2 separate regions of the Homo sapiens genome follow, and region 2 is linked to region 1. A link is a loop called in an ENCODE intact Hi-C map of the cell type or tissue named here. Cell type or tissue: heart left ventricle. All regions are shown on one strand. Links, peaks and the distances in the headings refer to the core of each region. The heading gives the core; the rest is flanking DNA.

Evidence for each region. Hi-C counts contacts between places; a loop is a spot of excess contacts. Peaks named below come from ENCODE experiments on the same cell type or tissue, not always from the same donor. Only the 100,000 strongest peaks of a DNase experiment are listed, where the experiment ranks them.
Region 2: a loop joins it to region 1, with 2.6 times the contacts of the local background. A loop is called at or near these places in 6 of 110 quality-filtered maps.

Annotation. Positions count from the first base shown.
Region 1 is chr13:43,927,452-43,942,873 of GRCh38, reverse strand. No RefSeq gene overlaps it. Among named protein-coding and RNA genes, the nearest start is that of LACC1, 55 kb to the right of the region's middle. RefSeq lists a silencer at 9,211-9,350. In heart left ventricle, for the core only: no CTCF peak of the experiment used is centred there; no DNase peak of the experiment used is centred there; H3K27ac peaks cover 1,234 bases.
Region 2 is chr13:44,006,531-44,021,952 of GRCh38, reverse strand. It overlaps LOC105370182 (a long non-coding RNA gene), which reads left to right and starts at 6,911. Exons shown (of 6, transcript XR_941918.3): 1 at 6,911-7,118; 2 at 8,603-8,691; 3 at 13,444-13,565. In heart left ventricle, for the core only: no CTCF peak of the experiment used is centred there; no DNase peak of the experiment used is centred there; H3K27ac peaks cover 913 bases.

The DNA.
Region 1 (15,422 bases), core at 4,228-6,727:
TGGGAACCAGGACCACTAAACCCACAGAACCCAGAGATGCCAGGAAAGGAAGATACATCCCGCAAGCAGATAACTGGGAGAGATGAAGGACCATTCATGCCTCTACCCCTTAATTCCAGGACCCATGTATTCTATCTAGTGGGGATGTAGCACTACATAAAATTCATTGATTACTGGTAAGCACTGCACCCTAGATAATGACACCCATCCCCACAAAGTATAATCTCAAAGTTCCTGCTTCAGCTGTTCTTTGAACATACCTTTGCTCTGCTAATCCAGCAGCTTCTGGTGGTGCAGTATATGAGAGGATCGGTGGATTTCTTAGTCATGTGCCCACTACTGCATCCCCTTTCCTTTAAAGTGAGTCCCTAACTCTGAGGCCAGTATGAGTCATTCCATGCTCATGGACAAACACTGCATAGGTCCTCAAGTAGTAGTGCTGGTTGAAGCTCTGTGGAAAGGAAAGACAAACTTTTACATACATTCCCCAAATATATTTCTATTTCTATCAAAATAAGCCACTACTCTTTCCAGGGTGGAAAATGTCTAATGTGTTTAACTTGCCACCAAGTGGCTGGTTGGCATTCTGGAGGGTTGGTGCTGTACTGGGGACTCGGCATTGATCTCTGCTGCTGGCCATGCTGATTTCTGTTGGGCTCAGGCATAGTACTAATCTCTACCACCAGTGATGGTGTCTTTACTCCTAGCTAGGCAGCAGGTCATCCAGCCCCTAAATGCTAAATCAGTGTCTGTTTCCTTGATATTCTGCTAGTACTAACTGCTGCAGGTCAGGACTCCCAAGAAGTAGACTGAGATAAAGATTAATAAGTAGAAAGTTTGTTAGGGAGTCCTCTTGGTCCTCACTGATGGAAAGGATAGAAATAGGATTAGGCAGAGGAAGAAGTAGGGTTGTGATGTGGTCCCAACAAGGACCAGAGCTAATCCTACCAAAAGATGGAATCGACCTTCAGAGTTGTCCTGAGCTGGGTTAAGGGGGTCCAGTTATTGGAAATGACTACCCTATAGGTAGGAAACATGACCTTTGGCAGGGTAACTCTCTTCAGATAAGGCAATTCCCAAAGAAAACTATGTTACTCAGGGTTCTCCAGTGAAACAGAGTCAATGGGATGGATAGATAGATAGATAGAGAGATAGATAGATAGAGGATTTATTATGAAAATTGGCTCACATGATTATTGAAGCTGAGAAGTTTCATGATAGGTCATTTGCAAGCTGGAGAACCAGGGAAGCTGGTAACTTGCTTCAGTCTAAGTCCAAAGGGCTGAGAAACAAAGACCAGAGAACCTGAAGTTCTAATGTCCAAGGGTAGGAGAAGACAAGTTTCCCTGCTCCAGAAGAAAGAGCAAATTCAGCTTTCCTTTGCCTTTCTGTTCTATCCAGGCCTTCAGTGGAATGGATGGTGCCACACACATTGGGTGAGGATAGATCTTCCTACTCAGTCTATTGATTCAAATGCCAATCTCTTCCTGAAACAACTCTACAGACATACCCAGAAATAAAGCTTTACCAGCTGTCTAGGTATTCTTTAATCTGGTCAAGTTGACCCATCAAGTTAACCATCACAGGGACTGAGAGGTGAAGGCTATCTACAGACAGCATTCCTAGTGACTAGGGAAATAAGAACACCATACCTGAAGGGGTGTCTGGGAAGGCTATGGTAGAGCTCATTACAAGTATGTGTCATTATGTGAAATTATTTTACTTAATTTTTTCTCTCATTTATTAAATATCTACGCTAAGTAAAACTAGACACTATGAGGGCTAATAACTTATCTACTTGGCATGTAGTAGGTAGATTCTCAACAAATATTGTTGAATTTTGAATGAGTAAATTAAAACTGATTATAACTCCTATCAAAATAACCAAATATAATTTATAGAATGTTATTTGAGGGTACAATTTCACTGATAGATTGGAAGGATTTTTGTGTGTTTTTTGTTGCTCTCTTCTTCCTTTCTTCCTTCCTTCCTGTTTGTCTTTTTGTAGTTCAAAGCCAGAATATAAAGGTCTATAGAAGTCATAACCAGATACCTCAAAATCATTCATTTTTTGGATGCCATCAAAAGAATTGTAGATATTTGGAGGAAGGAAGGAAGGAAGGGAGGGAGGGGAGAGAGAGAGAAAGAGAAAGAGAGAGAAAGAAAGAGAGAGAGAGAGAAAGGAAGGAAGGAAGGAAAGAAAGACAAAGAAAGAAAGAGAAAGAAGAAAGAAAGAAAGAAAGAAAGAAAGAAAGAAAGAAAGAAAGAAAGAAAGAAAAAAAGAAAGAAAGAAAGAAAAGAAAGAAAAGAAAGAAAGTAAGAAGAAAATAAAAGAAAACAGCCTTAGAAATTAGTTTGCCCACCCCTGGAAGAATTCGTATTTAGGAGTAACGGCATGAGGAAAAATAAATTGAACTGGAGTATTTGGGTGTGCGTTTATGTGGCATAAACCTGGGAGAGCTGGTTGCTCCCAGCAGCTGCTATGGTGAAGCCGAGACCACATCCCTTGCATATTGAAGCCGTAATAGTTTCAAGAGATGTCACCTTTGTGAGGCAAGGGCTGGAAAAATGCTGTTGTTATAAAGAGCACATTTTGGGGTAGATTCTTTCTCCAGCTTGGGGCAAAGTTGCAAGGGTGAACTGGAAACACTTTAAGGTCCATTACAAGTTTAAAATGTGATGGAGGAGTGAAAAAAATATCAGAGTTTGGTGACTGGAATTTCTGGAGCAGTTCAGATGGTAAAGTTATGGCTCCAAGCACCAAAGGGTTACCCTATTAAACTTCAGGAAATGTCTGGGCCTCCAGTGATATTTTACTCCAACTTCAAATCACAACTTCAATTCACATTTTAAAGAAAACTAAGAAAAAAAATTAAGCTGTTTTTAAATTATATACATTTACCAATTAGATGAAAACCTAGATGCCAACTTGTTACAAAAGCCAAGTGGAACTGCAGTTTTTATCTGTAGTTACCTAAAGAAAACCACGCATAAATTTGGTTAATATTTTATATCTATAACTATATATCTATGTACATTTACATATGTAGACAAATAAAGATATATCAGATGCCAGCTGACTTCCAGATAGTGATTTGTAATATTCTTTTGAAGATAATACCTTCATAACCATCTTTTTTTTTTTTTTGCTAGGATGTCTAGCCAAAACACACTTACTTTTCATAATGGCATGAAATATGTGAAGAATAAGAAAAATTACCTATGAAAACAGCTAGTGCCAAAATCAAATTGAAAATTCAAGGAATGCCAAAGTCTGAAAGGGCGTTATGTGTGCACACTAGTGAGCTGAAGTGGTCAGCCAGATTCACCAAACAGCTCTCAGTTCACTTGCAAGGTCCATTATAGGATTTTCTCATCTGCCCTGTTCTTTCTTCTTTGGCTTCTGCATGAACCTAAATAAATACATTCTTTACCCAGAAGGGTGTGTCCACCCTGTGGTGTGGGTCTGGTGATTGGCTTCAGGAAGGAACTAAGTATTGAAATTGGCTGTGGACACCATGGTCTACATTGCCTTTGAGCCACAGTCTTGTTTGCTTAGGGAGAGGAACAGGCTGCAAGGAGGAGGCACCTTCTTCCTCCACTGCTGAATTTCAATGAGCAGAATCTATCAACAAAGTCAGGGCAGTGTAAGGCCTGACAGGCCCTGGGCCTCTTCTGGGCTGAGGCCAGATGGGATTTGAGCCTGATGCAGAACTTGTTACATTTAATATTAAAGAAGCATGAAGCAATAGCATGACCCAGGGAGGCGTAGAAGTTATGGCCAGGCAGCCTTCTCTTTCCTGCCCTGCTGTCTGATGCTACTCAGAAATAAAGGCATCTTCTTTTTCAGATAACTATATAAACAATACATAACAGGTGCTAGTTACACATTTTACTACCATAATTCACAAAAAGAAAATGCCACAGCTTATAAATTGTGTGTGAATTTCGAATTTCATTTTGTCCTTAAAATGATTTCCTTTCCCTAAAACTTGAAAGCCAGTACATTCAGTTGCCTATATAAATTAACTCAACAGTTTGGGGTATGCCTGGAGAGCAGGCCTAACTTCAGTACCAGGCTTGCCAGATTCAAGGGTTCAAGACAGAGCCTGGTCTGTTTCTGGTTTTATCTAGCTGTGTACTGGTGGGAAAACATTTCACAGTGGTATCTTGTTCAGTATTACTCCTCCTAGGGTGTCTCTGTGCCCTCTCAATTTATTTCACTGACAAAAAGCATGTTTTTAATCTGTCTGCATCACTGAACTGACTGAGAAAACAGAGAGCACAAAATAGATTCTATTCCTTGTGAATTATTAAAGCAAGTTGTCAGCAACTGTAAATCCTGCTAACGGATGACAGCCTCAGAAACAGAGAATACAATCTGTACAGCCTAGTGGAACAAAAGAAAGAGAATCACTTCTTGAATGGAAAATTGAAGAAATTCCTATTTAAATTTAGAATATGAATTTCAAGGCCATCCTGACCATCAACCCAAATCCAAATTAACCAATAAGTCCTTTTAAGCCATGGTTGGATAAAGTTTCATACCATTTTGTTATTGTTGTTGTTCTTGTCTTTCCTTAATACCTTATCTGGTTGAGAGCAGAATCAGCCAGAGTGATTTAAATGATGTTTCAGAGGAAAAGTTTGTGGGCACTTAATATAGATACCTTTTAAAGCCTTTGTAAAAAGATGTAAAAATTGTACATAAAATAAAACAAATGTATGACTTTAACCACTAAATGAAACTAAAATAAAGGATACTGAGTTCATGTGAGTTCCATTCTCCCTTTTGCCAATTCTAATTCATTGTCTATTCATTTGGCAAGTGTTTGCTGGAGTCACACAATAATTTATTTCCTCTCTGTTCTTTTTGCAGCAAATACTCTTGGGAAGGTATTTAGAACTTCCTGGCCAGCAAAAGAATATGAAAAAAAAAGTCTTTACTATAGTGTTAACCAAAATTTTTTTATTTCACCAGTTTGGGCGTTTATTTGTATCCATCCTACATTAGAAAATGCCAGGGAGTAGCTAAATATTAATAATGTTGTTTTTCTTTTTCAAGAAACACCATGAGCGCCACAGACTCTGATTCAAAATGAACTCATGGCCTAACATCAATGAGACACCGAGCACCAGATGTCAGGTCCAGAGCTGCCCTGCCTGGGGTGTGAAGGGGCCCCTCCCCTCTCTGAGCCTCAGTGGCCCCACATTCATATGACCTGAAGAGTAAATGCCTCCTGAAGTTTTGTACTTGAGGCACCTCACTCACCCACCCTGGTCCAGTCCCTGCCTCAATGTTACTACTTTGGTAAGCTTTATGACTCCAGAACCAACAAGTATGAAGGGCTTTCTTTATTCTGTCTCTTCACAGTGTAAGATGGGTGAAAATTTTAACAGTTCACCTTGCCTCCAAGATTAATCACACTCCCAAAGCCCAGCAATAGTGGATGCTTTCTACATGAGCTGCCTCAAGTTGGGGTTAAAGAAGCATTGCTGCCCCAAGAGTGTTCAGAAATTGCATCGAGGGCAGTGTCTGAATGCTGACACTAGACTGTTTTGCTCAACAGTGATCGCTCCTTTGGTTCTTGTCTTGTGCTTTAGCCCTGATTTTTGCTAACTGTGACATTTGGCTTTAGTTCCTCTTGAGTTTCTGCCTCCTGGCTTCCACCTTGTCTCAGCAGCAGAACTTCCAACTCTGACCGTTAGCCATGTCCTTGATCTGGTTTGTCGTGTGGATTCTCTTTGGGTTTCCTGCCCTCTTTTCCCCACAGTCCTGGGCTAAGGTCTGGAGGCCATTTCAAAATCCATGACGGTCACTGTGAGTGTGTCCTGGAAGCGAGAGAGGAGGCCAGAAAAACGTTTTCTAATGCTCTTTTCCTACCATATAAAACAGATTTTAAAAAATATATTTTGCTCTTCTGGAATGCATAGGTGTGTTACAAAAATTAACATCTGTGAAGCCTGTGTAGATTAATGTGAAAAGCATTTGTGTAGAAGAGTGCCAAGCTATTGCCTTGGCAACAACTCCACAATAGAAAAAGAAAACCTCTAACATCAGCTATAATTACAAAGTAAGGCGGCTGCTTTTGTTTTTACCAACACAGCAGCTCTGTACTTCCAGGTGCCAGTTATCCCCTTCAAATTAGCTATTGTGATAAATTATCAGTTATTTCATCTATTTCAGCAGTAAACCTCTGTCCAAAAAATTGTTTGGAATGACCTTTTGGTATTTCCTTTATGACTGGTAGCAGGGACATTAAAAAAAAAAATCCTTAATGGTAAAAAGTCTTTGTCCTACCAAATGTGGGGGGAAATTTAGCCATAATCTAGGAACTATTGGAAAGAGACAGAGACAGAGACAGTGACAGGAATGGATAGATAGATGATAGATAGATAGATAGATAGATAGATGATTGATAGATAGATAGATAGATAGATAGATAGATAGATAGATAGATGATAGACAGACAGAGATTATGTCTATCACTATTAGACCTGGCTCTAAAGTAGTAAGGTAGATGTGTGCACATGTATGCATGCACGTGGGGCAAAGGGGAGGCAGGTGTATGTGTGAGGGAGTGAGAAAGAGACAGAGAATATCCTAGGCATTCCAATTTGTTGGTGGAGTGTGATTTTATTTCTCACCAAACAAAGGAAGCAAATCTAACAGGCTGTGCATGCTACAACTTCCACTCTTGTCAGGAAAATTTCTCAGTTTCAGTCTTGATTGGAAGCAGAAATTTTTTTGAAGCACAGATGATTTGTCAGCTGGAAGGCAGAAGGTCTCTTGGGACACACCACAAGAATGTCTTTCCTCCATCCAGGAGTCACACAGTCTTGTCATCATCTCTGCTGCTGCAAACCAGCCAACACGGTTAGATGTACAGACTTGTGAACACTTTCAATTGGATTTTTGAGAAAAAGGTTACCCTCCAAACTGGTCAATTTGTTCCTAAGCTTCAAGCTCTCTCTCCCTTCCCCATCCAAAACACTTCCTTCTTTTTCTGCTTCCACTAGTCTTTATTTCATTATTCTCTCCCTCAGACCCCTCTCTGCCTCTATAAAGATAAGCAATTATTTTAAGCTTCAAACAAGATGCTGACCCTTGGGGGGCCTTCAAATGCAGAAAGTCTGGGAGAAGATGGAGGATTTGCAGATCAACAGCTCCCTAGTTGATACTCTGGGATACTTTGCAGTTAAGACTAAGGGACTGATGCTGATAGTTTTACTACCTATAGAAAAGTGTGCAAGTAAAGAGAACCAAAGCCTCTCCCCTTCTCTTGAGGAATCTGCTTGCTGCTTCCCTTCCTGTTGGCAGACAATTCAATTTTCAGGTGCCCACAAAGAGGCAGAAACATTCTTACTTTATGAATTCTGGTATTTCTTAACTCATACTGTATATGATTCCTGACCAACATTAACAATGGACTGAATTCCCTGGGATTATAATATTCCCTGAATCCCAGGGTATCTGCCTGTCAGATTCTGGTGAGGACCACCTGAGGCTAAATCAGGACGAAGGCATTCATCCTGTGTTATTGCTCCTAATTCTCCATGGTGCTATTCAACTTCTCACTCTGTAATTGGCATACTACCTTCCCAATTTGCCAGGACTGGCGATTTGCCACATTTCAGAAACTACTTTTGTGTATGCCAGATTATACTGAGGTTCCATGTTCATGGGGTTTTTAAAATCTCTTTTAATCCCTTTGATTGATAGATTACTAAAATATTTCAGGGTGGATTTGTTGGGTCTGTTTTCCTGTTGCCTAAATTCAATTTAGTTTAATTTATATATGGAATTATTACTACAGATAAATATAATCTTTAGTAAGAATTCCATAATTCCATATTTAAAGATGCAGGGGGGAACATACAAATTTAAGGCACAGTTTACATTCTAATTGGGTAGATAATTCAAGCACAAAGAGAAACATAATATAGGACAGAGTAAGGTGTTGTGTCCTAACACATAGAAAGTTATTCATTTACTACTATTCTGTCATGTGTTGGCCATCAGGAATGGGATACTTATGAGAAAAAAAGATGAACAACACAAAGAAGGAAAAGGGCTCTATCAAAGATAGATAGATAGTTAGATAGATAGATAGATAGTTCTTACCAAAGATATGACTAACATTGAATTCTGAGAGGGGCCTGTGCTCCTCTAGCCACACCAGAACCCTCTAAATAGTGTTAAATCAATCTGTTTTCAGGGTATAAGGGTGGAAAGCTATTAAATTATTTTTGTAATGGTGAAATTCAAAGAATAGAAGAGACCTCACAGACCACTTGAGCCAACCTTCCAGAAGAGGCTGAATTCCCTCTTTCAACAGAAATCTCCCTGTATCAGTGAGAGCCCTTCCACTAAACAAACCCAAAAGTGATTCATTCACCTCTTATTGACTCAGCAGCTCATTCCCTCTTCAGACAACTCTGTTCAACTTTCTTACACTAAGAGGAAATCTGTTTCCCTAAAATCTACACCAGATGGACATCTAAACCCTTCCAAGAAAGCCCTTGGATGTTTGAAAACAGGTATTGTGACCCACCACCCATCCTGTTGCCTGTCTCATCCCACCACATTTTTCTCTTCTACAACTAAATTCCCTCAATGGATATCCAATTTCCTCAATGGATAGCGCCCTTCACAATTATTTTATTTTGTTAAAATGTAAAAATAATAAGTGACTATTGTAGAAAACACAAAAAATATAAAGAAACAACCCTACAAGTGTGTGATCTAGTTGGAAAGATAAATGTGTGATAAGGATGCTATAAAAGCACAAAGAAAACTGTACGTGGCATAGCCCAGAGGTACGAAAGTGCATGATATTTAGAAAACTGGAGGACCTCATTCTGGGAAATGATCTGTATGAGAGAGGGGTAAAAGATGAAACTAGAGATCTAGATGGGCAGAAACCAAATCACAAAGGACTCTATGTGTTAAGACGTTTTATTTTTCTCCTAAAAGTTGTAGGGATACATGCCATTAATGTGTTTAAGGAAAGGAGAGATAAGATAAAATGTTTGTTTCTGAAAGGCCATTCTGCTGGCAGAGTGAAGAAAGAATTGAAAGGAGCAAGCTAGGATCAAGAAGAGATCAATTAAGAGGTTATTGCAGAGAAAGAAGTGATGAAAAACAGACTGGCAGCAATGTGGGAGTGGGAGAGAGGCATGGAAAAAATATTTAGGTGATAGAGTCATTATGATTGGTGTTCAATCGAAATTTAGAAGTGAAAGGGTCTGGGAACTGAGTGCATGGCAATTTGAGGAACTGAAATACTCAATGTGGCCAGAACAGAGTTCATTTCAGAAAAGTGGTAAGAAATGAGAGTAGAGGTATGATTGGGCCTGGTATAGGCCCTTGAAAGAGGGGTAAAGGAGTTAGAACTTCATACCCAGGACAATATGAAGGCTTCGAAGAATAGTCATCAGAAGAGTGTCCTAAGTAAGAGTTCCATTTTCAAAAACCATTCAGGTTTCAGTGTGGACAATGAATTTTAGGGAAGGGGGTAAGATAGGAGGTAGAGATAAGAGTATTGCAATAATCCATCCACATGAGACAACATGGTAGCCTGGATAAGAATAGTAGGACTGGAGAGTGGTGGATTAGAAATACTTAGAATGAACTCCAACAGGACTTAGTTATTGATATGATTATAACATTATAACATAATACCTCAAGTCTAGTACACATCTACTATGTGCCTGGCACTGTGCTCAGCAGTTGGTAGGGTGAGGTCAGAGAGTAAGAAGCCATGGATAATTCTTAGGATTTTTCTTTGGTCAATACAGGAGGTAAGGGCAGGTTGAAAAGAAAGACAAGAGGTTCTAGTTGATGCAGGAATATCAATGAACAGTGGAACATACATGTCTAAAGTTCAGGAGAGAGATTGGGCTAGATTTGGGAATTATTACCTTAAAGGTGGCAATTAAATAGATGAGAGAAGATGAGGTTCCTGGGAGAATGTGCAGGGTAAGAAGGGACCGTGGTCTAGATTAAAACACTAAATAAAGAACAGAGGAAGTCGGTGACTTTTTCTGTTGACCCAGAATTGGTACTTAAGCCTGTAGCTGACAACTACTGGTTGTAAGTGCCTAACATTATAAACATAAGTATCAATAATCTGTGCTAAATGTTCCTTCTAGGACTTACTAAGAATTTCAGACTTGCCCCTACAATAGTCATCCCTTGAGTAGATTTACCATGAAGCTAATGAAACTTAACCTTTAGGGTCTCTCACTTGCACAGGCTGTTTCTACTGTCTCAATAATATATTTACAAGTCATATGTTGTTATAAAGTTTGAAAAAGTAAAATGCTTTAAATACAACCATTAAGTCTATTCCAACTTCTCTCCATCACACTTTCCTAGAAACATTAGGTATAACAGGTTTTTGAGTTCTTCTAAGAGGATATTGAGTTGGGGACTCATTTAGTTTGGGTTTAGTGGGGTATTTTATGTAATTCATAGTCACTTCCAATGTATAGTTAAGTTACTGCTAGCTGCACTGGTATAGGAGAAATGTTCGTAAAACGCTCACCACACCAATCACTCAGAATTGTGACAAAATAATGCATGGCCAGAGGACATACAGTGATATGAACATTGCACTTGCCACTGGAAATACACAAGTAGCAAAGAAAAACAATATGAAATGCTTGGAACTAGAGGCTAGTCCTTTAGAAAATTCTTCCAAATCTTACAAATCATATATGAAACTAATTTGGTCAAGGTTTTCCCAAATTTGACAAAAATCCTAAAAATGTATCTAACTATTCCTATAATGAGTTGTGAAAAAGTTTATCCTTTGAAGAATCAAAGGGTAAAAGAATACACATCAAAATTATATTAAAGAAATTAATTTAAGGTTGAGCACAGTGGCTCACACCTGTAATCCCAGCATTTTGGGAGGCCGAGGCAGATGGATCATTTGAAGTCAGGAGTTCAAAAGCCTGGACAACATGGTGAAATCCTGTTGCTACTAAAAATACAAAAATTTGCCAGGCAGTAGTGGTGCATGCCTGTAATCCCAGCTACTCAGAAGGCTGAGGCAGGAGAATTGCTTGAGCCTGGGAGGCAGAGGTTGCAGTGAGCCGAGATCACACCACTGTACTCCAGTCTGGGCAACAGAGTGAGACCCTGTCTCAAAAAACAAAGAAAAAAAGGAAAAAAGAAATTAACTTAAAGACATGTCTTTTTTCCAAATTTCTTGTAGTAATTGTCAAGTTTCCAAAATGTGTAATTTAGTATGATCATTAATAAAAAATAAATAGAAAAAGCATAGAGGTATTTGTTTATTTATTGTATTATTTTTGTAGAGAAGGTGTCTTGCTATGTTGCCCAGGCTGGTCTCAAACTCCTGGCCTCAAGTTATCTCCCTGCCTCAGCTTCCCAAAGTGCTGGGATTATAGGCATGAGCCACTGCACCTGGCAAAAAGCATAGATTTAAACTCAACAATCACTAATTATATTAAATGTAATTGATCTAAACACACCAAATAAAAAGCAGAGATTTGTCAGATTGGATAACATCGAAAAATAACTACATGCTGTCTGTAAGAAACCCACTTTAAATTTAAAAAGCAGATGGGTTAAAAGTGAAAGAATGAAAAAAGATCTTCCATACTAACACTCATTAAAAGAAATCTGGAATAGTTTTATTAATATCAGATAAAATGCATTTCAAAGGAAAGAATTAGCTGGAATAAAGAGGGTCATTTTTAATGATAAAGGAAGCAATCCATTAAGAGGACATGACAATTCTAAATGTTTTGGCACCTATTATCAGAGAGCTTCAAAATACATGAAGCAAAAACTGATAATACTGGAAAAAGAAATAAATAAATCCACTGTGAAAATTGAAGATTTCAACACCCTTCTCTCAATAATTGAAAGTGGATGAAAATTCATGAAATACATAGAAGACTCAAACAGCACTATCAACAAACCTGACCTAACTAATCTTTTAGAAGACTACATCCAACATTCACAGAATACAGGTGGTCCCTGACTTAACAATGGTTTGAGTTACAGTTTTTCAACTTTAAGATGGTGCAAAAGCCATATACATTCAGTAGAAACTCTACTTCGAATTTTGAATTTTTATCTTTTCTCAGGCTAGTGATATGTGGTACTATACTCTCTCAATACTGGGCAGCAGCAGCCAGCCAAAGCTCCCAGTCAGTCACAAGATCACAAGAATAAACAATCAATACTCTACAGCATACTCTGTTACCAGATGATTTTCCCAACTGTGGTCATAAGTAAGTGTCCTGAGCACGTTCAAGGTAGGTTAGGTGAATTAAATGCATTTTCAACTTAATATATTTTTAACTCACAATAGGTCTATCGGGACGTAACCCCATCATAAGTTAAGGAGGAACATCTGCACACATTTTTTTTTTTTTAACAAATGCACACGGAACATTTACCAGGTATATTCATTTCTTAGGGACACCATAACAAAATACCATAAACTAGGTGACTTTAAAACAACATAAATGTGTTATCTTCTAGTTCTAAAGGCTAGGAGTCTAAAATCAAGGTATTGGCAAGGTTGGTTTCTTCTGGAGGCCCTGAGGGAAAATCTGCTTCACGCCCTCTCTCCTAGCTTTTGGTGGTTACCAGCAATCCTTGGTGTTCCTTGCTTTGTAGGTGTGTCACTACAATCTCTGCCTCTGCCATCACATGGCATTCTTGCTGTATGTGTCTGTGTCCAAATTTCTCTCTTCTCATAAGAACAACAGTCACTGGATTAGGGTCCACCCTAATCCAGTATGACCTCATCTTAACTTGACTACATCTGCATTTGCAAAGACCTTATTTCCAAGTAAGGTCACATTGATAGGTACAAGGGGTTAGGACTTAAACATATATTTTGAGGGAACACAATTTAACCTGCAAGACCATACATTTAAGAGGATTGAAATAACACATATTCTCTGACCACAGTGAAATTAAATTTAAAAATCAATAACAAAAATGCATTTAGAAAATCTCCAAATATTTGGAAACTAGACAACACTTCTAAATATCCCATGGGTCAAAGAACAAACCATGAGTGAAATTAGAAATTGAGCGGAATGAAAATAAACACTTCTGATTGGCTACAGCGTGGTGTTTGCCTTATTTGAACATGGTTCAAACAGTTGGCTATGTTTGAATGGCTAAAACTCAGTAATTAGCATAAGTGTAGGCTATGGTCTGTTTACACTTCCACTTGTTACAGTACACAGTGAACAGAGAAACCTTTAGAACGAACTTAAAATATGTAAAGAGGCAGCTTTAGGCTAAACTTGATTTAACAACACAATATATTAAAACCTGTTGGATCCAGCTAAGGAGTTTTAGGGACATCAGTGGTTTAAGAGCTTATAGAATAAGATGCTTGTATTTGGAAAGCAGAAGGAAATTAATGATTTAAGTTTGCACCTTAAGAAACTATTAATAGAGAAAGAAGAGAAAAGCCCAAAATAAGCACAAAAAACAATTAAAATAAAAATAGAAATCAATGAAAGAGAACACAAAAAAGCAGTAAAGAAAAACCAATGAAACAAAATAAAAACCCCAGTTCTTTGGGGAAAAAAGTCAATAAAATTAATAAACTCTAGCTACTCAGCTAAAGAAGGCAAAACAAATAAGTTGCCAATATCAGGAATGAGAGAGGAAATATCACTACAGATTCTATAGTCATTAAAAGGAAAATTAGGAGCAACTTTATGCCAATAAATTCTTCAACTTAGATAAAATGAACAAATTCTTTAGAGGACACGAATAACCAAAGCTCACCCCTAAGAAGAATTAGCTAACCTAGATTGCCCCATATCTTTTTTTTTTTTTTTTTTTTTGAGACAATCTTACTCTGTTTCTCAGGCTGGAGTGCAGCAGTACGATCTCAGCTCATTGCATCCTCAACCTCCAGGGCTCAAGACATCCTCCCGCCTCAGCCTCCAGAATAGCTGGGACTATAGGCACATACCACCACACCCAGCTAATTTTTGCATTTTTTTGTAGAGACAGGGTTTCACCATGTTCCCTAGGCTTGTCTCAAACTCCCCATATCTTTTTAAAAAATTGAATTTACAGTTAAATTTCCAAACACATACATCTTTAAGTTATTTTTTAATGTTGATTTATATATTTCAACTTTTTTCTCTAGTTGGTTTTAAAAATCTTTATCTTTCGTGTTCTGTAGTCTCACTATAATGTTATCTGGTATATTTTTTAGCATGGGATCCATTGTGTTTCCCCAGTCTGAGGATTCATGGCTTTCATCAATTCTGGAAATTTCTCAGTCATGCAGTCAGAAGTAGGACTATTCACTCTACATCAGCAGTTTAAGGTTCCCTTTTATGTCTACAGCTGCAGAACATACTTGAGCACACAGCTTTTACCTAGCTCGAATTCCAGTTCCCATAGGCCCTAAATTATTATAACTCTTCTAAATTTAGATAGATTCTTTTTATAAACGACTGGTACCCTGTCTCTAACTTTAATTAGTAGAATATTGAAAAAATACAATCCTGAAGTAGACACATTTTGGAGTATCTGCAGGGTCCATACCCCTTCTTCATATTTGATCTCTCATTCTCAACCCCTGTAGCTCTATTGTATCATAGTACCTTTATTAGTCAGGGTTCTCTAGAGAGATAGAACTAATAGGATATATATATATATATATATATATATATATATATATATATATATATATATATATATATGAGTTTATCAAGGAGTATTGATGCACATGATCACAAGGTGAAGTCCCACAATAGGCCATGTGCAAGCTGAGGAGCAAGGAAGCTAGTCTGAGTCCCAAAATCTCAAAAATAGGGAAGCCAACAGCGTAGCCTTCAGTCTGTGGTGGAAGGCCCAAGAGTCTCAAAGCTGAAGAACTTGGAATCTGATGTTTGAGGGCAGGCAGCATCCAGCACAGGAGAAAGATGTAGGCCAGAAGACTAAATCAATCTAGTCTTTCCACGTTCCTCTGCTGCTTTTATCCTGGCCTCGCTGGCAGCTGATTAGGTGGTGCCCACCCAGATTGAGGGTGGGTCTACCTCTCCTAGTTCACTGACTCAAATGTTAATCTCTTTTGGCAATACCCTCACAGACACACCCAGGAACAATATTTTGCATCCTTCAATCCAATCAAGTTGACAGTATTAACCATCACAGTACCTCTTCTCTCTTAATTAAACGAAACAAAGGTGGGCACCTAGCTCAAATTGAGTTCCCTTTTTTAGAGTTTTAGGCTGAGCATACACGAGAGTAAGTCAGTTTATAGAAGGTAGGAAGAGGAAAAAAAATGTAACCAAGGCCTTTTGAAGGAGGGTCAGTAGGATGAGGATCAGAAACTCATAATTAGTATTGTCCTGAGAACTGACACACTCTTCCTAAAAAATTAGATTCCACA
Region 2 (15,422 bases), core at 7,957-10,456, 75 kb before region 1:
TCCTCTAATGCAAAATTCCTTTTGTTGTTTGCTCGTAAGATCAAATTGCCCCTTTTTGGCACAGATGGGATGATATTTTAAACTGAACTGAATCAAATAAAAGATGCTGGTGGTTTCTTCCTCTTTAGGGTGTAGACCAGCCAAGGCCCTGCCAGGCCTTGGGTCTTCCCAGTGTCACCTAGCGTCATTTCCTGACCACGGAGCAGGCACTATGAAGGGACACAGTATTACTTTGATATCTTTGTTTCAGAGCTTCCAGGGCACAAGCTTTCATTTGAGTTTCTGGTTGGCAAGTTCCCAGAAATATGATCTTTTAGCCAATATAACCAACCTCAATGTTGTCCCAAAGGATTCTAAAATAGATGTTAGCCAATCAGGTTTGTAACTAGTACAAGTTTCCCACCAACCCTTCTTCTTGAACCGTAGCTCTTTCTGGAAAGCAAGCAATTACTACTGAGAAATTATTTGTTTCAAACCCATGAGCAGAGTGCAGAAACAGTATTTTGAATAGGATGCCAGTCTTCTGATGTTTGTTCAATCATTAACATACTACGTTTTCTGGATTGAATAGCTGAAGTTTACCTAGAAAGACGGGGAAGAGGATTTTGAACCAGAAACACAGATTAGAGAATTTGACTGATTGTTTAATTTTTCAGATGACATTCAGAAAGTTTAGGATTATTAAATCTGGCCTGAGCTAAAGTTTTTCTTTCAGTATCTGGGAGGAAACGTTTTGCTAAGCAAATTAAGAGTATAATAAAATTATATAGTCCATTTTAACCTATTAAAAAGAATAAGGTAAAACTATCTTCTTTTTATGTTTTATTTCTATAGATCATTGCTTTGTTTTATAGTGAAAACAATTTTATTTCACATAGTGATTCGTGTAACTTTTTTATATGATAGCAAGAGAATGAAAGAGTATGTTTAGAGATACTCGAAATTGAGTGGCAGAAGATTTTGTTTCAACATCTCACTTCTTGATCTAGCTCCATATTTTAAAATTAATTTTTGTTATATTCAGTCAGTATTGATATAATTATATTATGATTGTAGGTAATTTGATGAAAAATAGCATCAAATCTAATAGGACTAGGAATGACTACATTACAGCATATTATGTCTTTGAATCAGCAGTACTATATCAAACTACTTTTTCTTTACATTAATTACTGTCTTCTTTTCACAGTCCAGCTGAAATAATTTCCTTTTTGGGAAGCCAAAAGGCGAAGCAGAATTGTTTCTCAATTTAAGCAGCAGGACATTTCATATTCAAGGTGTAAGATGTGAGGAGAGAACCAGGTGAGATGGGCCAGAAATGTGGCAGCAGGTAAGAGCCAAGCAGCTCAGCAACAAGACAGCAAGAACCTCCTGTGTCTGGAAGAGGTCACTCCAGCTGGTACCCACTACTGAGACAAGGGTAAGGTTTTTCTTGAGTCTGACTCAGCCAAGAAGACCCAACAAACAAATATTGGTGAAGCACAGGATACTCATATGATTTATTGCCCAAATGCGCACACCTTTGGTTCTGAAAGAAGATGCCATTAGTATTGATGCTAAGACACAAGGTATACACCAAGCCTACTTCAGGCAATGTCGGACTTCCAGTCACCCAGGTAGGATCCAGACAGAGCTATACAGTTTCCACATCAGAAAAACTTCGAGCAGAGAAAATCATTTACCAGCATTTTCATTTACAGGTCAGGTGGTTAAGGTGTGGGCTGTGAAGGGGACTTTCTCAAAGGCCGATGGCAAGTTACTGGCAGAATTGGGACTAGAACTGGAATTTTCTGCTCCCAGCTCAGTGTTTTTCTATTGTACCACATATTTGCATAGTGTTTTTATTCTTTTCAAAGCATGATCACAACCTCACGTAGCCCCAAGTTTCTGTAGGCCACAGCATTCAGGAATATAAACTAAGGTCGTAACAATAACAAACAGTATTTTCCTGGTTCCTTCTCTACTTGTGATTTCAAAAATTCCAGTTTTACTTTAAATTCCTATTAAACAATTCCTAGGAGTCTCCTGGAGTCAGCTCATGTTTGTTCATGAATAAAATCCTCCCTCCACTATGTGGAATCCATCTTTCCCCTCCACACCCTCACCCTAGGGCAGCATAAACACCATGTGCTGGTCTGGAGTCAGAGCTGGGCTCGAGTCCCTTACCAGTATTATGACCTTGAACATAACATTTAAGGCCTAACATTCCTCTAGGCCTATATTTCTATAAAATTGGCCCTTTATAGAATTACTTTATCGACCTGTAACTATTAAAGGAAATAACGTACAGTTGATTCTCATTGTTTGTGGCAGTTCTATTCCATAAAGTCACTCCAAGTACTGAATTAGCAAATACTGAAACAATGCTCCTTACAGAAATACAGAGTTAGGTTCTTGTGAGTTACTGGTCACAATACTTTTGTCAACCAATCAATACATTCCCTTGTTTTATATGTGTTTCTGTTTAAAGGCACTTTATTCAATATATTTGACTGATTATTTAACATTAAACTCCCAACCAACAGAACTATAACTCATGCCTAGTGGAGATTTATGTAACCATGTATTCTCTGTAAGGCAGACCACAGCCTCCTTGCACATGGGAACGCCAGACAGCACTTCAGCACTAGCTTGGAGGCTATTTGAAACAGTGAAATATCTACAAAAGTGCAAAAAAATGTGGCACTGAATAGACCACCACAAGGACCCCAGTTTATGGTATGAGAGCTGAAACTAAAAGGCAAAGCGTCATGAGGAAGGTGCATGCTCACTGGGGGACTTAAATTATCCTCTGCTCTGTACTTGTCCATGAATGACCATGAAAGCATTGCAAGTATTGATTTTGGGGTCATAAATAAATTTTAGCAAGTAGATGAATGCAGAATTTGTGAATAGTAAGGAGCTACCGTATATAAAGAGCTTAGCACAGTTCATGGTCATGAAACTGTCTAATCGATGTTCACTGTTGTTCTTGTGTGGTTTTTGTTACTTAAGAAAAGCCCCCTGCCAAGTCCTAAGACACAGGAAAGTCACCTCTCACCAAAGGAGATACTGTGTTCTCCAGGACAAACAGTAGGCGGGTCTAGCTCATCAATGAAGCCTCGCATCCCACATAAGAAAAGTGTTGTAAATTTTTCCTAAGAGGTTCCACATTTCACCAGTTAATGGGCTCCTAGTGAGCCCATTCCAGGTTCTCTAGAGTTAAACACTACCAAAGCCTTAGACGAACGCGTGTAGGTCTGAATTAAACATCCCTTTCCCCTCCTGGGCCCCAGCTCTCTGCATCTCACCCTCACCAGGTGTTTATGTTATGTGTGCAAGTGCATGCTACAACAGAATGAACTAATGACCCATCATCAAACAAATTCCACACTCGAACACTTCCCAGTGTCTCATACAAAAGGTGCATTCAGATTTTCATTTCCCTCTTCTTAGTTTTTGTTTCTCAAGTTTCTCCTTTAGCTCTCTGTGTGCCCTTGCATGTTCTCTCCTATTCTTGGAGCATGTTCTTGAAGTGGGTTTATTCCTCCTTTGACTGCCCTCAAGGTTTTCTCTTTCTCTCTCCTCCTTGAGCCTTTGATTTCTGGCTTATTCACTGTCTCAAGTTCCAATTTCTCCCTCCTCCAGCAGATCCCCTTTCTGCAGATCTTTCTATAATTGTGCTTGTTGTTTTCCTCTGGCCGTCTTAACTTCCAAGAATGGCCTCCTCCTTGGCTTGCCCTTTCCTCCCTTGTGGCCCTGGGATGGGGCTGTTTTCTCCGGGGCAGGCCCAGATTGTCGCCTTTCCTCAGCAGGGAGGTGTCTTCTCCCTGCTGTTTTCTTCCTGTGCTTTTTGTTTAGCCCTAGCTGTTCTCTCAGTTTCCCACTTCCCCTTCCTCTCTTATCTTCATCTAAATCCATCACCCTTGACTCATGTGATTTGTAGCTTTCAATTTTGCAAAAATTGCCTGTCTTAAAATAGGTTGTACTTGAACACGCTGTGTACCTCCCTTACAGAACAGCGCATTATTACATGAATCTGGATACACTGCAAGTCACATCCTGACCTCTAAATTGCAACTCCTCACAGGCCAGCCTGTTGTGATTGCCTACCAGTGATGTGCCTTATGTCTTCCAATACCAGACTCAGAAAGACCTGATGCAGTTACTTACAGTTCCAGAATTTTAAATATTATGCCCAAACATTAATTTGCTCTGTGATTTAGGCACTATGATCTTTGCTGCTTTCACTTCCCCTACCCTGCCCCACTTATCCACTCCACTCTCCAATTACTCTCCTGCAACTGCTCTCCTTAGCATTGCCAAGCACTTCCTAAAACATCCATCCAATGACCTTGCCTCGGTACCATTCTCCTTTCCTTCTCAGCAGCATTCAACACTGTTCATTCTTCCTTCAATAAATAGTCATCGAGTGTTTCTCTGTATCAAGCACTGTTCTAGGCACTTAGGATAGGTTAATAAAACAGAGATCTCTGCCTTCATAAAGGTTATATTTTATTGGTGTAGGGAGGCAGACACTATATAACATACATAATATGTAAATTATTAGTAGTGGTTATGAATTAACCACATAGACAAATTAGTAAGTAAATGATCTAGTATTAATAAACAAAAGCTAGAGAAAAAAGGAAAATAGGGCAGGGTAGGGAGTCACAGAGGTGCATGTAGGAGGAAGTCTTGGTGTTGCAAGGGCCGTTGGGTACATTTCACTGAGAAGGTGACAACAGAGACTTGCAGGAGGAGAGAGAGAGAGAGCCATGTGGACCTCAGAGAGAGGGTGCTCCAGGTAGAGGCTATAGCCAGTGCTAAGGCCCTAACAGGACATGTCTGTGTGTTCAGGGAGCAGCAAGGAGGCCAGGGCACTAGAGAGGAAAAAGTTGAGGGAAAGCTCATAGGAAGGCGTCAGAGAGCTACAGAACCCAGGCCATCTAAGTAAGGCCTTGTAGGCCACTGTTGATTACACTCTCCCTTGGCCTCCATACAAATGCTCTGTGCTGGTTCTCTCCTTAGTTTATTTCCATTTCCTCGTTTCCATCTCCAGGGATTCCTGTCCTTGGCCAATCCCCACACAGTTGCATTTTCCAGGTGTCTTTTTCGCATCCTTCTCTGCTCCCTCACCATCTCTCACTTTTTGATCATATCTACTTCCTTGGCTTCTACTATGACTAATTCCTAGAACTTTTTCCAAGTCACTCCTGCCTCCAAGGTACTGTTTCTAACTCGGTATCTCTCCAACATCTCACACTCAGCATGTGACATCAGCTTTCTCTCAAGCCAGTCATTCCTGGGGTCTTTTCTATTTCCATTAATGGCAACTCTATTTCCTTGGCCACTTGGGTTTCAAATCTTGTAGTTGCCATTTTCCTCGTTATCTAATCAGTGTTGAAGGGCTCTTAAATGAATCTGCAAAAAAGGAAACTTCACGTGGGGATTATATATCCAATAGCATTAGGTAGAGTTCACCAGGTCACTTTTAGACCTTTATGATATTGTTGTATTTGCTTACGTGAGTTCTGTATTACCAATAATATTTTCATAATGAGTCTAACAAATCAGAAACTAACTTTGCTTTATGCTCGCATCATTCAAAAGTTTATAATAAAGGGCAATTCCAAGGTAGGACCTGGGTTGTAAGCTTTTCTTTTGGTGCCAGAAACTTCAGATCCTGCCGTTTGCTGGGCCTTCCCTTACCCTTGTTTATCATTTGGATTGCCGTGCTGCAGCTCCTGCCTGACACTTTGATTCAGCATTTTATCCCAGATCCATTCAGGAAGGAATTCGAGGAACGAGCAAAATCCCTGGAAATAATTTATCGAAAGTAACCCATCCACCCTCCAACCTAATGAAAGATTTCATTAGTTACAAGTCTGAGTAACTCACAACCAGCTTCCACTGCCAAAGTCCAGTTTTCAATAGGAAGTCCATCCCTCATCCCATTCCTTCTTGCGCCACAAGGGCACTTTATTTACTCTTTCTCCAGACATTGTTATTTCCTGTGGCACTTCTTTTGCAATAACAAGATGCCAGGTTAATCTCCTTCCCTGCATATCTCTCCCGTTCTCTCCCTCCCTCGCTCCTATCTCTCTCCTGAGAAGCCACTGAATGGCCTACATTTAGGCAAACCAAGAAAGACACAGTTAGACACAGCTTCTCCCTCTTAACAAGTGTTATTTCTCCCTCTTAGAGGCACTGCCCTTCCTGAAGCACATAAATTCTCCTTTCCTGTTTGCAAAACTGTCCACTCTTCTTCCTTTGGGAAAAGGTAGGCAGGCTCCAAGGAGGGGCTATGCTCACTGCATGTGGCACGAGCTCTGTGTTCTGTTGGCCAAGATTCAAAACCAGCACTGGAACAAGACAGTATCAACCACAGGGTCCCTGTGCAGGGTCCCTGTCCATCCCAACAAATGGACGACTCACTTCCAGAGACTGGGCACTCAGCAGCCACGCCCAAGGCCCCAACAGCGTCCTAACATCAGGGCTAAGGCACTAGAGGGTTTGATGGTTCTGAGGCACTCGTGGAGAGAAGAAAGGAGTGGAAGATAGAGGAGAGAAGAAAGCAGGGCTTGGACAGATAAGGCCAGAGGGGATTTCCCCCTTCCCAAGTTGCTCCCAGCCACCAAAGAGTTTCCGGGCCTCACAAAGGCTTTTCCCAGCTCACCAGCCTGTCTGACCACAGCCTAACAGTGAGATCCAGAACAGATACATCCTTAAAGCACTTAGGCTTACTGCAAAAGGCCAGCATAGTTGTGGAAAGAGTCCAGTTTATTTGGGCTAGGGTCTATGGGCTGCGATTTTCTCACACTTGATTTTAGCCTACAGGCTGAGAATTGACTAGGTTGTGATTTCTTAACTGAATTTTGTTGGGAGCTCTGACTCTGAATTTGAGTGCCACTGGCTGCTGCATCTACTTTGTATCAACTCCAGGTGCTCCTCCCACATCTAAGTCTGAGGTTTAAGAAGTACAGTAAAGCTGCTATGAATTCCCAGCTATGGGAATTTTCCTCAAAGCTTCATTGTCTAAACTCTGAACCTCATCATAACCTCAGTTCTGCCTAGCTCCATAACTAGTAGGTTTCACAATTTGATGTCCTCTTGCTGTGCTGACCCACTTGGAACTGGTAAGTGAGTTCTGGACAGGTATTATTGGCCCGTGATCCCTGTAGAAACCAGACTTGCAGAATCGTTTTCAGGCTCCGTTCTTACTGTCACGCGAAGGGCTTTGACTTCTAATAGCCAGGAAGGGAGCCTAGGCAGACAGGATATTCCCTGAGTATAACGGGATCTGGCAACGGGCTGTAGGGTGGGAAAATGTACAAGGGGAGGAGACGCTTGTATGTAAATAGAGACTTATCTAGATTCCAGGGGTATGCATTTGATGGGGCAAAAACCTTGGGAATGCATAGTTGAAACATCTTTGGTTGGCCTGACATATTCTGTCACTGTTTGAAACTAGGAAAACCTCATTGACCAATCTGATTAGCAAATATTAATTAACTAACTCAGTGAAAATGTATTTAACTCAAATGAGCGACAGATGTAATGTTCCATTATAGACCTTATTTAAATATTTATCTGGTCAATTTGGTCAACATTTTAATATTCATTATATATATGGGCATATTCTGGAAAGATACATTTGGTTTTCCAGTTTGCCATCTCTTTCAAGAGGTGTCCTGGGTTATGTAGCTTGTGTCATTTGCAATTAACTGGTTAGCCTTTTAATTGGTTCCATTGTGTGAAGGAGAATGATGGGAAGAACACAAAGGGAGAAGTTTCTGGAAATGGTGTTAAATTTTGACATAACTTCCTAAGCCATCTCTCATTCTTTGCTGACCTGGACTGCAAGGTCAAGTGCACAGATGTGCTTAGGAAGCCGACAGTGCCAGGTGCCCCCAGGGCCTCGGAGGTAGAAGTTTGGGTGCACTCAACTCCCACAGAGCTGACTCTGAGCTCACTGCCCAGACGATTGCAATAAAACCCTCCTTTCACATGAAAGGAAAAAAGAAAAACATAAAACAACCCTGCTCTGTACCGTATTATCCCAGGCAAGCATAGGAAATCAAGTCTGAGTCACCCATTTAAATCCAAAGTGCTATTTTTAGTTGGCAGTGTCAGCTGTTATTTGACATTCATCCTGATGTCTAGGCCTTTTGGCCAGAGTTCTAGTCATTTGCTGATCATTAATGGAGTGGATGAGACAAGACTTATTAACAAGGTTCAGTTTGAGGGTACGGATTGGTGGCATAACGATCTTACCTCTTTTCTGCAGAATGATCAAAGCTCAGCAGCTAACGGCCTGTGAACAAACATTACTCCCATCCACATCTTCCCATCTCCACCCTTCCAGAAATAGGCAGGGTTTTATCAAAGAGCTTTCTTGTTTGATGCTACTCTATAAATATAATTTGGGAAACGTACTATTTTGAAAACCAAGACATTTTTAAAAGGGGCTTTTTTCAAAAACGTAAAGCTGGACTTCACTACTGATGTGTTTATATTCACGGATCACTCAGGCTTTCTGTGGCTCAAGCTTTGTACGTATTCCCAGAAATTTGGCAAACCTTCTTAGGGGAAGCCTCTGGAAAATGTCTTTTGTCCTCAGGCCATTCAGCAAGATCCTAGAATCTGGGGATCAGAGACTACAACCCGGAAGGGACCAGGCTCAGAGCCCTGTGGGGTACTAGGCAGGAGGTAGGTCCTTCAGCCCCTCTCCTTGAGGTTATGTTTACTGCTACCCCTTATGCATCCACCATGCCTTTTGTTTAATCTGGTAGATAAAGCCTTCCTCTTGTTGGTTGTCATGTTTCTAGATTCCAGCACAACACACCTGCTGACTGCCAGGAAGTGCTTTTCACCCCAGGCTGACCAGTCAAGGGAATAACCACAGTCTGGGAACCAGAGAAATTCAGCTGCATGTCTGAAGCAATTTAATTTATCTTAATACATTTTCACAAGTGGAAAATGTGGAGGCCAGCACTGTATAACTTAGTAAATTCAAAATATGGGCAAAAACAATCAAATCTGGTTTTTCCCTAAGTGTGTCAGATGATTTCTTCTGGCTTTCCATTTTACCATGTTATGTAAATGTGTTCAACCAAAGGCAAAGGCTTACATTCTCTCAGAGCTTCGTTATCATCAAGCATTTGAGTTACCGGGAAAACAATTTGGTAATATATGTCAAAAGCCATAAAAACATGACTTTTTTGTGCACGTGATTCCATTTCTTGACATTTTTTGAAATATATCCTCAGGAAATCACCACTGTACACAAAAATTTAGATGACTGAACAATCATCTTGAAACAGACCAAATGTCCAACGAGATAAGTAATGATTAATTCATGTCACAGAATACAATGCAGCCATTTAAAACCTGTATCTGTGAAGAATAGCTAATTGCATGGAGAATATTCCATATCACACACAAAAAAATGATGGAGAGAGAGAAAGAGAGAGGGGTTGAAGGGTTGATGTGGGGGGGTGGGGGGAATGAGATTGGAAGCTGGGAGAAAAGAGAAGAATAGAATGTGAACAGCTGTACTTCTGATATGTGGGACCACAGGGCAGGGGCAAGGTGTGGGCTATTCCTTGGAATGTCAAGATGAGCACATACACTCTCTAGAGGACTTGTCTACTGCTCTGTTGGTTGGTGTTGGTAAGCTATTCCTGAAAATTTTAGAGTACTAAGAAGCAAGGGTAAGTGAAATTATAAGCAAATGGAGACCACATGCCCTCTGCTCAGACCAGGAAGTCACTCCACTTACGGGGCATTCCTGACATGTTTGGTTAAACTCTTCTTTAATTAAAAATAAATACCAATGAAGAGTCCTTCATCTCCAAGCTTTCTTATAACCACAGCACTATGCATCTTCTTTCCTTCCCAGGTGCACTTCTTGAACTATCAAAGTCAACTTGCTTGTAATCTATTCACTTTTCAGCTCATTAAAACTGGGCTTTGACTTCCACTACGTCTTTGAGATTGCATTGACAAAGATCCCCATGTGGCTTCCTGATTGACAATAGACTCTTTCACGTTGTCAACTACTTGGACTCACTTCCATTTTTAATAGCATTTAACCATTTCTTGTTGAAATTTTCTCTAACACTCTCCAAAGAGGTCATTCTCACCTGGTTGCCCTTCTCTTTCTCTCTTACCATTTCTTCTTTTTCTCCTTTGCTGGCACCTCCTACTAGGCCTGGCCATTTCCACTGACCTCCTAAAAAATATCTCCTTATCTTTCAAGACTTAGCTAAAAGTTTAATACCACTGTGGAGTCTTCGTTCACCCACTCAGGTTACCTACTGGCCTCCCCAGAGGCAGACTGAGGTACGGGTTAACTAAACATCAGCATCAGGGCCTTTTATTTTCAAAGACACTGGGTCTCATATGTTCCTGAGGTCCAAGAACTTTGTAAAATTTGCAGCTCTAATCTATTTTAATTGTGACAGGTTAAGTCTAGGGTTTCTTTCTACTCTGATCAGTCCCTAATTCCCTTTGTACAAGTCTCCTCAAGTTGGGTAGCTTGGAATGGCTGAGAGCATTTTGGGGATTCAGCTTAGGGAGAGTTGAGTTAGAGAATCACTTATTTGGCTTTAATAAGCTATATTTATGTGGTTTATAATCACTTCAATGTCTAGTGAAGTGACACTAGCTGTCTGGTGTAGCATTGGCTTCTAGAAATACCTCCTACTGCCCATGGGGCTGATTCACCCTGTGCTGTGACACTCAGGGGCAGGCAAGGCCAGAGGCTACATCACAGTAAGAACGGTCTGATGTGCCCGGCACTTTGTGAAGGTACTTAGGTGGAACAAGGTTTTAAATCTATTGAACTTCTTTCCAATCTTTAAGTATACAAAATTGTAAGAGAATGATTTGGCTTTCAATCAGATCTAGTCAAAAAATCAATTATTAAAAAAACAAAATTTAATGAACCATGCAAGAGGAGAGACCAAATTATGTTTCTGGTCTCTCTATAGAAAATCATATTTAAAAGTCACTGTTACATGAAGACATTATCAAAGAGTACACAGCCAATATATATGAGGAAAAATCTAACAGAGGTTTGTTAGACAGTTTATTAAGAAAAATACCATGTAGGGTTTTTTCCCTTGGATTTTGTGATGTTTGTGGTATTTGTTAGATTTTTTTTTTTTATTTGAAATTTGTTGGCATCTCTTTTCTCACTTTAAATAAAATCCCTTCTATACTTAAATTTATATTTGTAATTTCAAAATTTTTTTCTTAAAGAGAGTCCTGCAAATCACACTAACTTGAGGTTGCACAAAACTGAGTGCCCCTGGCCTCCCCTACAGACCCCATAGCAGCCTCAATTCTTCACCTTGTAGCTCCATTGCTTAGACCAGGCCCAAATGCCCACTGCATGCTCAAAAAATGTTTGCTGAAAAATATTTATCTAAATATTATGATATTTAGATTAATATTTTAAATATTAAATATTATAAATATTTATCTAAAATATTATGATGTCACACTTAGAGTTCACTTGATCTTAATGAAATCAGAGAATAACAGCATTAGTACACCCTCAAAATCCAATCCCAATTCAGAGAAATTGCCTTCAGTTTATATGCTCCTCTGCTCATATAGTGCTTCCTCCTACTGGGTCTCATTTAATCTTTACCATATCCCCAGCTCCTAATAATTTAGAGACAGAATAAAGAAGAAAAGTAGGAACGTCTATCATAGGTGACTCATAGTATAGTGTGCAACAAAGTAAAAAAGAAATTCAAGAACAATGATGGAAAATATCTGCCAAGCACCCCTTGAAACAGTGGGCTCCTGAAATTCCATTATCTGCAGAGACTGCCCAGCAGTTAGGAGAAGAGTCAGGGCCTAATGTCTCATTTTCAAACATCAACTCCTTTGCTTTATGACTTTGCTTTGCCTTAAGGCCTTGCTATTTCAGGTGACAAACTCTACCCAGAGGGCTAAATTATAGCTATCCAGCTAGTTGCTCAGTCTGCAGAGTACACACCCAAAGTCTAGCTTTTTCAAATTTCAATCTGTCTCTTGCTGGTCTTCTGGGGAAAATCTTTACATGGGATTCCAGATACACTTGCCTTAGGTTGAGTCTAATATTGATTCCTTTCTTAAGTCATTGAGTCTTAATTCTGGAGTCATGGCTACTTAATTTGCCCCTTCCTCTGGGTTTTATAATCAGAACCCTATGACCTCACTGCAACCTTGACCTCCACCCTCATTCAAGTTCTTTATTTCTTTGATGACTAGTCTTTCCCTAACATTTAGGTTTTCATAACCATGGAAATGCAGTCCTATTCTTTTATCCTTTGTAGGTATTCATCTGGCATCTTTATCATCAGATCCTTTACCTTGGCATCCCCTCTCTCTATAGTTATTACAAGCAAATTTTCCAAAAATAATTCACATTTTTCTGAAATATAGCTCCTCTGGTTCAATCTGCTTATCCTCCATATTCTGATCCTGTCAGTCAACTTCTAAATAAATATAAAACTGATATCCCCAAACCTATGTCTACAGTCCACTTATCCACTATGCACCTGCTTTCTATGAGAAAGAGAGAGAGAGAGAGAACACAGAAATGAACCCAGGATTTATGAATCAAGGAAAAGGCCTGGATAACCCAATTGAGAAGTCAATAAAAGTAAACACAATATAGTCAGTATAAATAAAAGAAGAGCCCATGGGAAAAACTAGCCATGAAGAAGGCAGAATTCTCATCCAACGTTCTAGAGAAAATAAAAAAGAAGATCTGGAAAACCAAGTTGTGAATGGTCTTCTAGAGAAAATTGAAAAATAAATCTAAAGCCTTTAAGCATAGGACAGATACTTGAAACAAGAAGCAAAATAAAGAACATATACAAGTATATAGCAAGAGAAACATTATCTTCTTCTGTGAAGAAAGGCCAACTAAACTGAAGATACAACTTTTGGGCCTTTGGGGTCCATATGGGAAAACAGTGAAGAAGAAAATCCAATCACCAAGACAACAATGTGGGCAGATGACCTTCATAACTTGTAAAGAATAGCTTTGCAGTTCATTTTTTTAATATGCTGCATTTTGAGATCTGATATTTAAAAGAATAATAATTAGATTAAAATAGAAATACATTAGCACAAGAAATGTAAAAGGTTAAAAAGGGAACACTTAATACATTAATTCATATGAGAATTACTTGGAGGTGGAGTCAAAGTATATTCGAGTCTGAAGATATAGGGACAATGCATTTCAAATACATTAAGAACATTTGCTTCTTGTTTTGGAATAAATTTGGGATGACTCCAAGAAACAGTTATTCATAATTATAAGTTTTTCAGAATCATAAATTCAAAACCAATTAACAATAGTCCCAACCTGGATTTCTCCCCAGTTCCCTTGATAAATTGGCTGTGGGTGTCTCTTGAAAGAGAAATATAACCAAGTTCCATTCGAATTTTTTACAGGCTCTGACATTCTGCCACCAACACACAGGAAGCAAACAGGTTTTTTTCTACTGGTGTTGGTGTACTTTGTGCTCAGAGAATAGAATATCCCAGGGGAGTGTCAAACCATGAGAAAAGGAAAGGTAAGATATTAAAATCTGCATCATCTGGTCTTGGCTACGTTTGGAGGATGGTGTTTTGCACATACGGATAGTGCAACCCTGTGTTTACACTAGAAAACTTTTCCTACTCCAAGTCAGAATAAATGTATACATCTTTGACAAATGAAAGTTTCCACTTGAGAAAACAGGAGCCTCAGGATTTTACTCTCCTCAGATCACTAAATCTTGGTATCTTGGGGTAAACAAAGGCCAGTGACAATATCCACACCGTTCTTCATCCCCCTTTTCACCCCCTTGCTAGGACTACAGAATTTCCAGGGACTGGATATCAGTTGTTAACCAAACACAGTGACCATCACTGCTTTCTGTCAATTCACGAGGAAGCCCCCAAAAGTAATTCTAGCAGTATGAAACGGCAAGAAAAGTAAAACAGAAAGGTGCTTTTCTTTTTGTTTATCCTAGATAATGTTCCCCCAAAAGGATTTCCTAAATCCATTGCAAAGGATTGCATTGTAGACAAATACACTCATACCAGGGAGATGTGTTACACTTTCCTGGTTGTTGCAAAGAAAGACACCCCCATTCTCTTCCACCTCTAACCCCATTCTTATGTCTGTTTGGTACTCCTGACTTTGGCATATTTCCCTGGCAGGGGAGACATAGTTTGTATAATCTCTGAAGTCTTGTCCCAGGAGGAGACCAAACCTTACAAAAAGAGTTGTGTTTCCTGAGGAGGCACTGAATAGCCTCACTGTTTTCTCAGGAAGATACTTATGTGTCCACTTTGTGCTTAATCAACCACAGGCCCAGATAATTCAAGCAAAGAGGTACTGTAAAGAGTTCACATCTGAACTGTTTTGGACAGTTTTCCGGCAAGAATAGAAGTGTTCCAAGTTAGGGCTATTTCTTACACAAGAAAAGCAGGCATTACTTGGTTGACAAGTCTCCCAACAAGCTCAGCTTTCACTTCTTTAGCTGCAGTGAAGGGTATTATCTCCATGAGCCAAATTCCAGGTAGGTACTGTGGTAAGGGTCATCTCGGTCTATGAGGACTCATCAACACAGGTCCCAACTGGAATTTATACATCTTGGGAATATTTTCATTGATGAATTGGAGCCATATTACTTGAATCAAAGGGAAATATCTAATATTCTAAAAAGTCAAACTAGCTCTGATAGTCTCACAAAATTGATATTATTTCAATACAATGTGTCAGTGAAACCTAATTTAGATAGGCAACATTCAAGATTAAGATCACTGGCATTTTAAAAAGATGACCCCTAAATTAGTTGACTGTCCTTCTATTGAGAGACAGGTCTATGTCCCCTTCTCATAAGTCTGGCCTTTATGACTGCTCGAGGAACTGAATTCAGAGAAAGAAACATTATGGTAGTTTTCGTACCCAGGTTTCAAGATACTGGGTTTTCATTATCTATCCCTTGGGATGCTTATTTTTGAGATCCAACCACCATGTTGGAAGGAAGCTCAAGCAGCATCTGAAGAGACCTACATGAAGAGAAGCAATGTCCCTAGCCCACACTCTCACTGACTTCCCAGATAACAGTAACAATTTGCCAGGCATATGAGTGAGCCATCATGAAAGTGAATCTGCCAGCCTTAAGTCAATCTGCCCAAGCTGACCCCCATGTTGAGTAGATGAGTTGTCTTTGCTGAGCACTAAAAAAATTGTATTTTCATGAGCAAAATAAATTATTTCTTGTTGTTGAAGTGTTTAAATTTTAGGGCAGATTATTGTGAAGCAATATATAACAGATACAGTCAACTTGCCACAAGGTATTTTTGCAATCCAAAGATTTAGTATAGATGAGGAGGCAGGACAGATAATCTTGTAGAAGCTATGGCAGATAGAACCTTGG